Linked DNA regions of Homo sapiens: region 2 is linked to region 1. Evidence: chromatin loops called from intact Hi-C (ENCODE). Cell type or tissue: ascending aorta. All regions are shown on one strand. Region 1 overlaps VAT1L (vesicle amine transport 1 like). Region 2 overlaps VAT1L (vesicle amine transport 1 like).

What was found. Hi-C counts contacts between places; a loop is a spot of excess contacts. Peaks named below come from ENCODE experiments on the same cell type or tissue, not always from the same donor. Only the 100,000 strongest peaks of a DNase experiment are listed, where the experiment ranks them.
Region 2: a loop joins it to region 1, with 2.1 times the contacts of the local background. A loop is called at or near these places in 2 of 110 quality-filtered maps.

What each region holds. Positions count from the first base shown.
Region 1 is chr16:77,868,004-77,873,003 of GRCh38, reverse strand. All of the region lies in intron 4 of VAT1L (vesicle amine transport 1 like), which reads right to left. Among named protein-coding and RNA genes, the nearest start is that of VAT1L, 82 kb to the right of the region's middle. In ascending aorta, no CTCF peak of the experiment used is centred here; DNase peaks (open chromatin) are centred at 2,393 and 2,753; H3K4me3 peaks cover 938 bases; H3K27ac peaks cover 4,531 bases.
Region 2 is chr16:77,803,192-77,808,191 of GRCh38, reverse strand. The region is part of intron 1 of VAT1L (vesicle amine transport 1 like); the gene reads right to left. The region is part of intron 1 of LOC107984878 (a long non-coding RNA gene); the gene reads left to right. Among named protein-coding and RNA genes, the nearest start is that of VAT1L, 17 kb to the right of the region's middle. In ascending aorta, no CTCF peak of the experiment used is centred here; a DNase peak (open chromatin) is centred at 2,571; H3K4me3 peaks cover 756 bases; H3K27ac peaks cover 2,866 bases.

The DNA of each region.
Region 1 (5,000 bases):
AGATCAAACATCTAGACCAAAAGATTTCTGTTTTCAAGCTGGTTTTCCCCGAGAGTTTATAGGAAAGACCCAAGTTCAGAGTCCCACAAATTTACCCTTAATTTCCAGCCACTGGATAACCATTTGCTGAGTGTTTACTACATGCTAGGCACTGTGCATGCTGAGTTGTGAATACACAGAGAAGGCAGAAGTTTGCCCTCACCATCCAGGAGCTCATGGTGTACAAGGACAGACATCTATAAATGAACCAAACACAGAGTGATCACTGCTCCAATAGAGCAACTTACGAGCATTGGAAGATGACCCTCTGTTGAGGGTTGGCAGCAGAGGGAACCAGAGGGAACAGGATGTGCAAAGGCCTTATGGTGGGAGGAAGACTGGGAAGCAGCCACTGTGGCTGGAGCATGAAAACAAAGGGCCGCTTGCTTTGAGGTTGGGCTGGAGAGGCAGGTGGGAGTTGGACCACACGGACTCTTGGTTGGTGGGCTTCAGGTTGGTGGTCAGGTCTTCACCTTGCATTATGGGCTGGGTAATTGCGTTCCTGTCTCCCTCACTTCTCCCCAGGTCTGTTTTCAGAGCAGAAATTGGCCAGGTGACAAAGGGAAGGCACTTCTCAGAGAATAGTATGATAGCTTGACCTAGGACAGTGAGAAGGCTTTGGGACACCAACCATGGCAATCAGGAGGCCTGGCCACTGACTCCTTGTAGAAGGACCCTAAGAATGGCTATCACAATCAACAGCTCACATGGAGGTGGGTACGCAGGGGAGAGGGGTGGCTCAAGGGCAACACAGTACTGGGCTTAGGAATATACATTTTATTTCAGTGTTAAGCATTCATTTCTGCTACTTACATGCTGTGTGACCTTAGGTGAGTTACTTAGCCTCTCTGTGCCTCAGTTTCCCCAACTGTGGAAGGGGATGATGGTGATAACACCTACATTTTCTTTATGAAGCTTGAATGAACTGATGCAAATGGAACACAGAGCCCAGTTCATGGTAAGCTCTGGGTCCATGGTAGCTTTGATTGATTACCATTTTTCAAAATGCCCCACCTTCAAGTCTTTTGGTTGGGAAAAGGGCATGAAAAGAAAGAGTACGCAAAACCTCTCCAACTCAACCTTCAGGGTGGGTGGAGACACCAGCCCAGAAATGACTGGAGCTGAGGCTTGATGCTCTTGACCTTCCAAAGAGAGTGTGCCACACTCTTGAGCAATTACTATGTCCCAAGTAGAATGCTAAGAAGTTCGTAAGTTTTTAATCATTGAGACTGGGTCTTGCTCTGTTATCCAGGCTACATTTATGCCTCATGCCAATCCTCTGACTCTGGGGCCATCATTATCCCCATTTGATAGACAAGGAAAATGAGGCTCAGTGAGGGTCAGGTGACTCACCCCTGGGCCCACTGCATAGAGTGGGAAGACCTTAGTTTGTTCCATCACATCTAGAAACCAGGCAAGGGCATCAAAGGTGAATTAGGGTTTCATAGGGTAAGTAGCGGCCAACCCTGAGGCGACCACCACTGTCACTTCTATGCCATGCAGGTACCTAGCAGGGATGAGAAAAGCTGGGGGGTGCTTTCTTGGGCTTAACACTAGAAGGAGACACTTGTGGGTCTCCTTCACATTCAGGCCACCTGCCCCCGTCCATGCCTCTCTCTCGGCATTTCTACAGTTGGATCACATGCATGGCTGGGGGTCAACAGAACCACAAATCCTCTCCTTCCTGCTGTCATTGCATCCTTTTGAAGGTCAGTGGTGGGGTGGAGGGTGGGAGGAGGTAGGGGAGGTGGATTCTGAGGGGGAGAAGTTGGGCAGAGGCAGATATCATTCTCAGCACCTGAGGGTGAGGATGCTTTTGCTCTTTCTGTCAAACCATTCCAGCAGCTATTGCTCCTTTCAAGGGTAGAAATGTTCCTTCGGGTAAGAATTTCAAAATTGAAAAGTGCTCCACCTCTGTTGAGTCCCTTCTATGACAGACCCCATAGAAAGACTGTACTGAACTGGATTCAGTTGGGTCTATTTAGAATGTTCCTGGTCCCATGAGCAGCCTTGGGACTGACCCTGCCTCAGTTACACCCACACTGAAAAGCGCTGCAGTAGCCCTTTTAATGAAATAATCATGAAAATCACAAGTGGAGCCGGAAGGCTCATCAGAGGAACAAAGACCATCTTCATCATTTCTGTGCCCCCTGACTCCGGTTTCTGGGGGTGTTCACCACTGCCTGCATATGTATGATTATTACATGAAAGCGAAGAAGGTGTGGCAGAAGGCCAAATGCAGCAATTCCTCTGTGTGCTTTTTCCTGCTGCCATAAATCTCTGCGGATTTAAAAAGCAAACACAAATAGCCCCAGCTCGGGGATTATATGAGCCAAATTCAGCAGTAAGATATTTCAGAGTTGCTGTTCCAAGACCTTCATGTCTGTCCTTCCTGTGTCCCCAGCCCCGGGCCCTGGATGGTGAATGCTGCCTCTTTCCTTCTTGCCCACACAGATTAGGGAAGAATTTCTCTTGAGTGGCAGTAGGTTCCAACAGAGGCGGTACTTAGAGAGAAACCCTTTGACCTTGCCAAGAAAAGTATTCCTCTTTATGGTGACTTTGCTCTCCAGCTGGGTCTTTGGCTCTCCACTCTGTTTTCTCTTTCTGAATCCCTTTTTCTGAGAACTCATCTGTGCCACAGCTTTAACCATCACAGGATGAGACTATTTCCGAGTGCCTGGCATTTAGTAGGCTTTGCACAGGGTGCCAAGCACCGTGCCTGGTACGCGATAGGCTTCTTATAGAGGACTGGACACAATGCCTACTCTACGGTAGGCTTCTTACAGAGTGCCAAGCACAGCACCCAGCACGTGACAGGTTTCTCACAGGGGGCCAAGCCCAGTGCTGATGTGTGGTAGGCTTCTTGGTAAGTGTTTACTATTAGTAGTTCCCATATGTACTTCGCAATACTACCTCCAGGAATGCCTTCTAGATCCCTTGGTCCCTATTCTTTCCAGGTGATTAGACTCTTATTAATTTCCACCAGTTTTAAAATAAGCTCCTATTATGTGCCAGGCATTGTGCTAGAAGTGCAGGAGTTCGGTCTGATCTCTGCCTTTTCTGATCTTATACTCCTTGGCTTCACCTATGACTGCTATCGGGTGAAGCAGATAGCAAGATTCAAGTCATTTTAACAATTAGCTGCTCCCCCTCGATCGGGAGTTTGATTCCTTCCTCTGTGGGCTTTGTGCTCCTTTGGCTAGAGATTGTGCTTTATCGCAGTTTCCTAACTTCCAGAGCCAGCTCATGTCAGTCATTTGGAAAATGCTCGAAGTGGGTGGTTTTTTTTAATCATTGAGACTGGGTCTTGTTCTGTTGCCCAGGCTGCAGTGCAGTGACATGCCCACAGCTCACTGCAGCCTCAAACTCCTCGGCTCAAGAGATCCTCCTGTCTCAGCCTCCCAAGTAGCTGGGACTACAGGTGTACACCACTACACCCAGCGAATTGTTTTTTAGAGATGGGAGTCTCATTATGTTGCCCAGGTTAGTCTCAAACTCCTGGCCTCAAGCTATCCTCCTGCCTTGGCCTCCTAAAGTGCAGGGATTATAGGTGTGAACTACCACATCCAGCCTAAGGGAGTGGCTTTGTACTCAATGGAGCTCCAGTCCCACTTTCCCTGGCCTGTTATGCAGGCCCCTGGAGTTCTCACTCTCACACTGTATTTATCTTGTCTAAAGGAAGTCATTACAGCTCCATTCCTCATTGTCTAACAACAACAAAAAGGAAAAGACGTCTTGGTCTCATCTTGCAGTATTTTCCCTAGTCATAGGTCATTCTCTCGTTCTCCTTCAAAATCTCTATAGGCACTGCCTCTCCCTTCCCCCTTCTGCTACTCATTCTCCTGATTTTGGAGATCTCTTCTCTCACCATTCCTGTACATGGCAGCCAGATCATTTTTTTTTTGTAGTTTCACCTTTCTGAACAGTGCTTAACTGCTTCAAATCTGCAAAGAACTCTACATTTCTGACATAATGCAATGTTTACTCCATTTAAGAGCTTTCAAGAGTCTCATCAATCTAGCCCTGTTCTCCACCAGGGTCTGCAGTCGTTTCATATTTTCATGACTTGAAGGGCAGGGGGGTGCCACTGGCATCTAATGGGTAGAGACCAGGGATGCTGCTCAACATCTGCAATGGACAAGGCAGCGCCACCGATAGCAGAATGATCCCAGCCCAAATGTCCACAGTGCTGAGGTTGGAAGCTCTGATCTAACCAAGCACCATCCAAGCACCTCACAAAACCACATGCTTTAATACAGGCAATCTGGCTTCCTCCCTGGCTGAGGAGCAAGCCGCCCTCACTTCCTTTGTGAGAGTCAGTGTGGGTGCTAGAAAGATCACAAGCTCTGGCACTACAGCCACCTGGAACTGAGTCCCGTCACGTCTATTTGTGTGATATTTACTTAACTAGGCTTGCCTTGCCTCCCTCTGAAAAATAAGCACAGTATTTACTTCATACAATGTGGAAGACCCAAAAGAGAGCTCCCATGTGTTCTTCAGGCTTCCATTTAGGCATTGCTCACCTGTGCCCCCACAGTGCTCTGTACTTCCCTATCAGCTGCCAACCCCATTGTCTTGCATGGGGATTTGCTTGTTTTGCTCACCATTGTATCTTCGTAGTCTGTTTGTAGGCCTCACTAATATAGATGGTACTCCATTTACAATGGTCTCACTTCATAATTTTTCAACTTTGTGATGTACCCATACAACTGTTCAGTTTCTCACTTTCAGTACAGTATTTGGTAAGCATTAAGAATCCTGAGTTGTGTATACCTGACTGCATACAACTCGAGGTTTTCAACACTTTATTGTAAAATAGGCTTTGTGTTAGTTTATTTTGCCCAACTGTAGGCTAATGTAAATTTAGGGTAGGCTAAGCTAAGCTATGACATTCAGTAGGTTAGGTGTATTAAATACATTTTTGACTCATGATATTTTAAGCTTATGATGAGTTTACAAGG
Region 2 (5,000 bases), 65 kb after region 1:
CTGCCGCTGATCTGACAGGAGGCAGAGTGCAGGTGGTAATGCGAGTGACGGGTAGTGGCTCTAAATAGAGACGAAGCTTCACTTCCTTGCCCACCAATTACCTCCTGCTTGGTGGCCCATTTCCTAACAGGCCACAGACCAGTACTGGTCTGTGGCCCAGGGAGCCCTGTTCTGGAGTATAGGCAAAGTGCTCATATAGCCACCATGGCACATGCTAATGTACAATATAACCATGAAGTCAAAGCATCAACCTCCAGAAAGTTCTCCCCAAAGAATTATTCCAAGCAGTCCTCTGCAATCACCAAAGCTAAGTTTAGATCTTTAGCTTTAGCTTTCTGGCTCCTCCTCAAGTGGGTTGCTTGACCTTGGGCCTTAGTTTTTCCATCTCAACAATGGGATAGTAACACAACCACCTTACGGGGTGTTGTGTGGATTGCATGTGACAGTATATGTAAAACAGAGTACCTCGTACACAGTAAATGCTCAACAGATATAAGCTTGCTATCCGAATCACTGTCATCACTATGACACAAAGAAAATGCCATAGGTCAGGTTCCCTGGGAAACAGACTCCGAGACTGAGATTTGCAGCAAGAGGTCTGATAGGGAGTGTTCTAAAAGACAACTCCTAGATGGGCAGGAGGGAAGCTGGACTGGGGACGGGGAGAAGTTGAACTCTGATATACCAGTAAAGAGGTCTCAGTTCATCCTTGCAAAGTTCCAGACATAGCATGGTTCCTTGAGTAATTCTGAACAAAGACATGGGGACTGGGCCTTTGCACCCCTGCATCAACCAGTCAGGAATGAGGGCTGCCCCCAGGGAGGGGGTGCAGGCTTGGGGAAGGAGACTTTCTTTGGCTGAGAACAATTCCTCAGGAGAAACCAGCTGTGAGCTGTCAGCTGCCATCATTCCTGGTAGCTGGGGGAGTGAGCACTGAGATTCTAAAAGGATGCTTTAGGGGTGGTGCACACTAGCTCCCACTACAAGAAGAGTAGTGTGATCTCTCCTTTCAGGGTTTATTCCCCTGTGGTCACAGAGCAGCTGTCACTGATGGTGAATTTTTATGAGGCTCCTTTGCACGGCAGTTCCTGAGGAGGAAAGATCTGGTGGTTCTTATAACAAATGGTGCAAAGGCAGGAAAGAGAATGAGACCTTTAAATAAAAACCTGAAAGAATGAGAGGGAGGGGAAAGAACCTGCTGGGATCAGGTGCTTCTCACAGAAAGTATCCCTTAGGAATGGGCGTGCCTCTTGCTCCCATTCTCTCAGCCTCTCTGGCCTCACCCCAGCTTTCCATGGAAGGGAGAAGACAGCACAGAGTGGCCATGTCTTGATTTCTCCCTGGAGCCACCAAGGACCAGCATTCCCATGGAGAAACAGTCCATTTTTGCTATGATATGACAGCTGTTTCCTAAGATATGTTAAAATAAAGTTCTTATGTTTTATGATATGTTATCATATCATAAAAGATATGATAAAAGTAATGTTTAGTAAAAACAGTTGTTCCCATAGAAAAAAAGGAAGTGAAGATTAGAAAAATAAAGAGATCAGCCTGGGCGCGGTGGCTCACGCCTGTAATCCCAACACTTTGGGAGGCCGAGGCGGGCAGATCACGAGGTCAGGAAATCGAGACCATGCTGGCTAACATGGTGAAACCTGTCTCTACTAAAAATACAAAAAACTTGGCCGGGCGTGGTGGCTCACGCCTGTAATCCCAACACTTTGGGAGGCCGAGGTGGGCAGATCACGAGGTCAGGAAATCGAGACCATGCTGGCTAACATGGTGAAACCTGTCTCTACTAAAAATACAAAAAACTTGGCCGGGCGTGGTGGTGGGCACCTGTAGTCTCAGCTGCTTGGGAGGCTGAGGCAGGAGAATGGCTTCAACCCGGGAGGCGGAGCTTGCAATGAGCCGAGATCTTGCCACTGCACTCCAGCCTGGGTGACAGAGCGAGAGTCCATCTCAAAATAAGTAAATAAATAAATAGAAAGAAAAAGAAAGAGATCGAGGAATTTAAAAAGGGGGCAGAGGCTGGGTGCTGTGGCTCAGGCCTGTAATCCCAGCACTTTGGGAGGCCAAGGCAGGCAGATCACCTGATGTCAGGAGTTCAAGACCAGCTTGACCAACATGGTGAAACCCTGACTCTACTAAAAATATAAAAATTTGCTGGGCATGGTGGCAGGCGCCTGTAATCCCAGCTGCTCAGGAGGCTGAGGCAGGAGAATTGCTTGAACCCTGGAGGTGGTGGTTGCAGTGATCTGAGATCTCACCATTGCTCTCCAGCCTGGGCCACAGGGCAAGACTCCATCTCAAAAAAAAAAAAAAAGGCAGAGACTAAGGAAAAAATAACACAAAAAGTAACAAGCAGATAAATACATGCAGGATTGGTAAACTGCTTGGGGAAAATCTATGAAAAATCACACTTCAGGGCTTTCTATGTGTCTGTGGGAAGTCGGAGATCACGACACTGGCGGAGAGGCAGGCATCAGGGAAAGCACCATCAAATTCTCAATAGAAAGCTTTACCAGCCCTCTGCCTCGGAACTTTAACCAGTCCTGCATTTGTGGCAGCCTTTGCCAGCTCCGGGCAGAAGCAAGCAGACCTCGTGCGAGGCTTTGTGCCAAGCAGACGCAGTAAGGGAAGGTGTGCTCTTTGCTTATTCTGCTCTCGTCTTGCTGATAATATGTTCATCAAAGCACTTAACTCCCAATCCATGCGGGGTCAAAGAAGCAGATGTTTGATTAATTTTCTCATTGCCCCAGAACTGAAGCTTTTGTTTTTGTTTCTTAATCTCAACTGAAAACTTGAAAATGCTTAGGAAAATAGGCATTGATCTCAGAAAATCTTGGGCATAAATCTTTTTTCTTTTTTGATTTGCTCAAGTGCCAGTTTTGTTATCTCAAGACTGTGGGAACAGACTGACACAAATTTGCTAGGAAAGAAAAAGCTCACAGTGACCAAAGCAAGGACACTGTTTATGCAAATCTCAGATGGCAGCTCTTATTTGAGAACAGCCAGAATTGTCTCAGAGAGGTCTTAGGATTCACCTGAAGAATCCACCTGTGTTCAATCAGAGGCTGGAAAGGGTATGCTGGGATGCTCAGACTCCCTTCCCACACTGCTGGCTCATGGCTCTTGACACTGGTCCCCTTGGTGACCAGTTCCACATAACCCTGTCCACCCTCTCTAACCACTATTTTAAGATAAGCAAGCCACTGCAGCCACGGGAGACATACGGAGTTTTCCGACCCATCTGATTTTATTCATAATCTACCACTTTACATTAGTAGTGCTGTCACTGCCCCACTGAGATCCCTTTGTCCATAACATATGCTGGGAGGAAACTGGGAGAAAAAAGTTCTCTTTGCAGTGGGACTTGCTAAATTTGTACATGGCTGCTGGAGCTAAAGACCACCGCCTTTTCCAGCCTCAAGAAGGAAGCTCATTGTAGCAGGAGCACAAGATGCCAACTCATGAGGAGAGAGAGGAAAAAAGATGGAAGGGGAAGGAGAGGGGAAAGCGTAGAATCCCAGGGACAAACTCATCATGATGGCCAGCATGGCTGAAATAAGGACAGAGAGGAGGGAGGAAGTGACTTGGCAGTGATGATGAGGGTAATATAGCTTGGGATACAGTTGTACAAGTTCTTTGTTTCTACCGTGTCTGGGAAAAGAAATACATTCAGATCATATGCCCAAATTAGTATTCAAAACACACCTCAGTAGTATTTCCAACACAGAACAAAACAGCCAGGAGACATATTGAGAATCTAAATGTCTAGAGCCAGTTTTCAGCAGAAACAGAAAAGCCAGGTCCGAAAGGGTCCAAAACAAGCACTCCTAGATGCTGAGACTAACTCTTTTGACTTTGAGACCTGGAGTTATTTACTCTCAGCCCCTCCTCGGGACACAGCAGGAGGTATTTATTCCTAAGGTTCCTGTAAAGGTTAACATCTTTATGCTCCATGTTTGATGTTGACCAAGGCATTCACTTCAAACAGGTGTTCGGCAGTGACTGGTTGCATAGAACATTTAATGTCATCCAATTGAAATTCAACAGACCCCTCTGTGTTTTGGGGCTTGGCTAGGCACTAATGTCACAACAGTGACAATGACATCTCTGCCTTCCAGGACTCAGAGATCAACAAAAGAATGACTACACGGCATGACAGTTCCATAAGAGGAGGCTGTACAAGAGTCACAGCTAGCACAGAGAGGGTAGTTCTTAAATCACGTCACTGGGATCAGGTTCTTCTCACAGAAAGTATCACTGAATGGGCGTGCCCCTTGTTCCTGTTCTCTCAGCCTCTCCAGCCCCATCTCACCTCTCCACAGAGGGGAGAAGATAGAGTAATGATGGTTTGATTTCTCATCGGAGCCAAAGATGGACAGGGTCTCAATGGAGAAATAGTCCATTTTTCCTACAACGTGACAGCTATTTCCTAAGACATTACTGCTGATAAAAAGAATGTGTAGCCAGGCATGGTGGTTCACGCCTGTAATCCCAGCTCTTTGGGAGGCCCGGGCAGGCGGATCACGAGGTCAGGAAATCGAGACCATCCTGGCTAACACAGTGAAACCCCGTCTCTACTAAAAATACAAAAAATTAGCCGGGCGTGGTGGAGGGCGCCTGTAGTCCCAGCTACTCTGGAGACTGAGGCAGGAGAATGGCCTGAACCCAGGAGGTGGAGCTTGCAGTGAGCCGAGATCGCACCATTGCACTCCAGCCTGGGCAACAGAGCAAGACTCCATCTCAAAAAAAAAAAAAAAAAAAAGAATGTCTAGTAAAATGGTTGTTTCAATAGGAACAAAAAAGGAGGTGAAGACTTGAATAGACATGTCCAATAGAACTTTCTGGAATGATGGAAATGTTCTGTCCTTGCTGCTCTCCAATATGGTAGCCACTTGGCCACATGTGGTATTGAACACTTGAAATGTAACTAGTGTGACTAAGGAACTGAACTTTTAGTTAGGTAATATTTAAGTCTAATGGATCCTAAG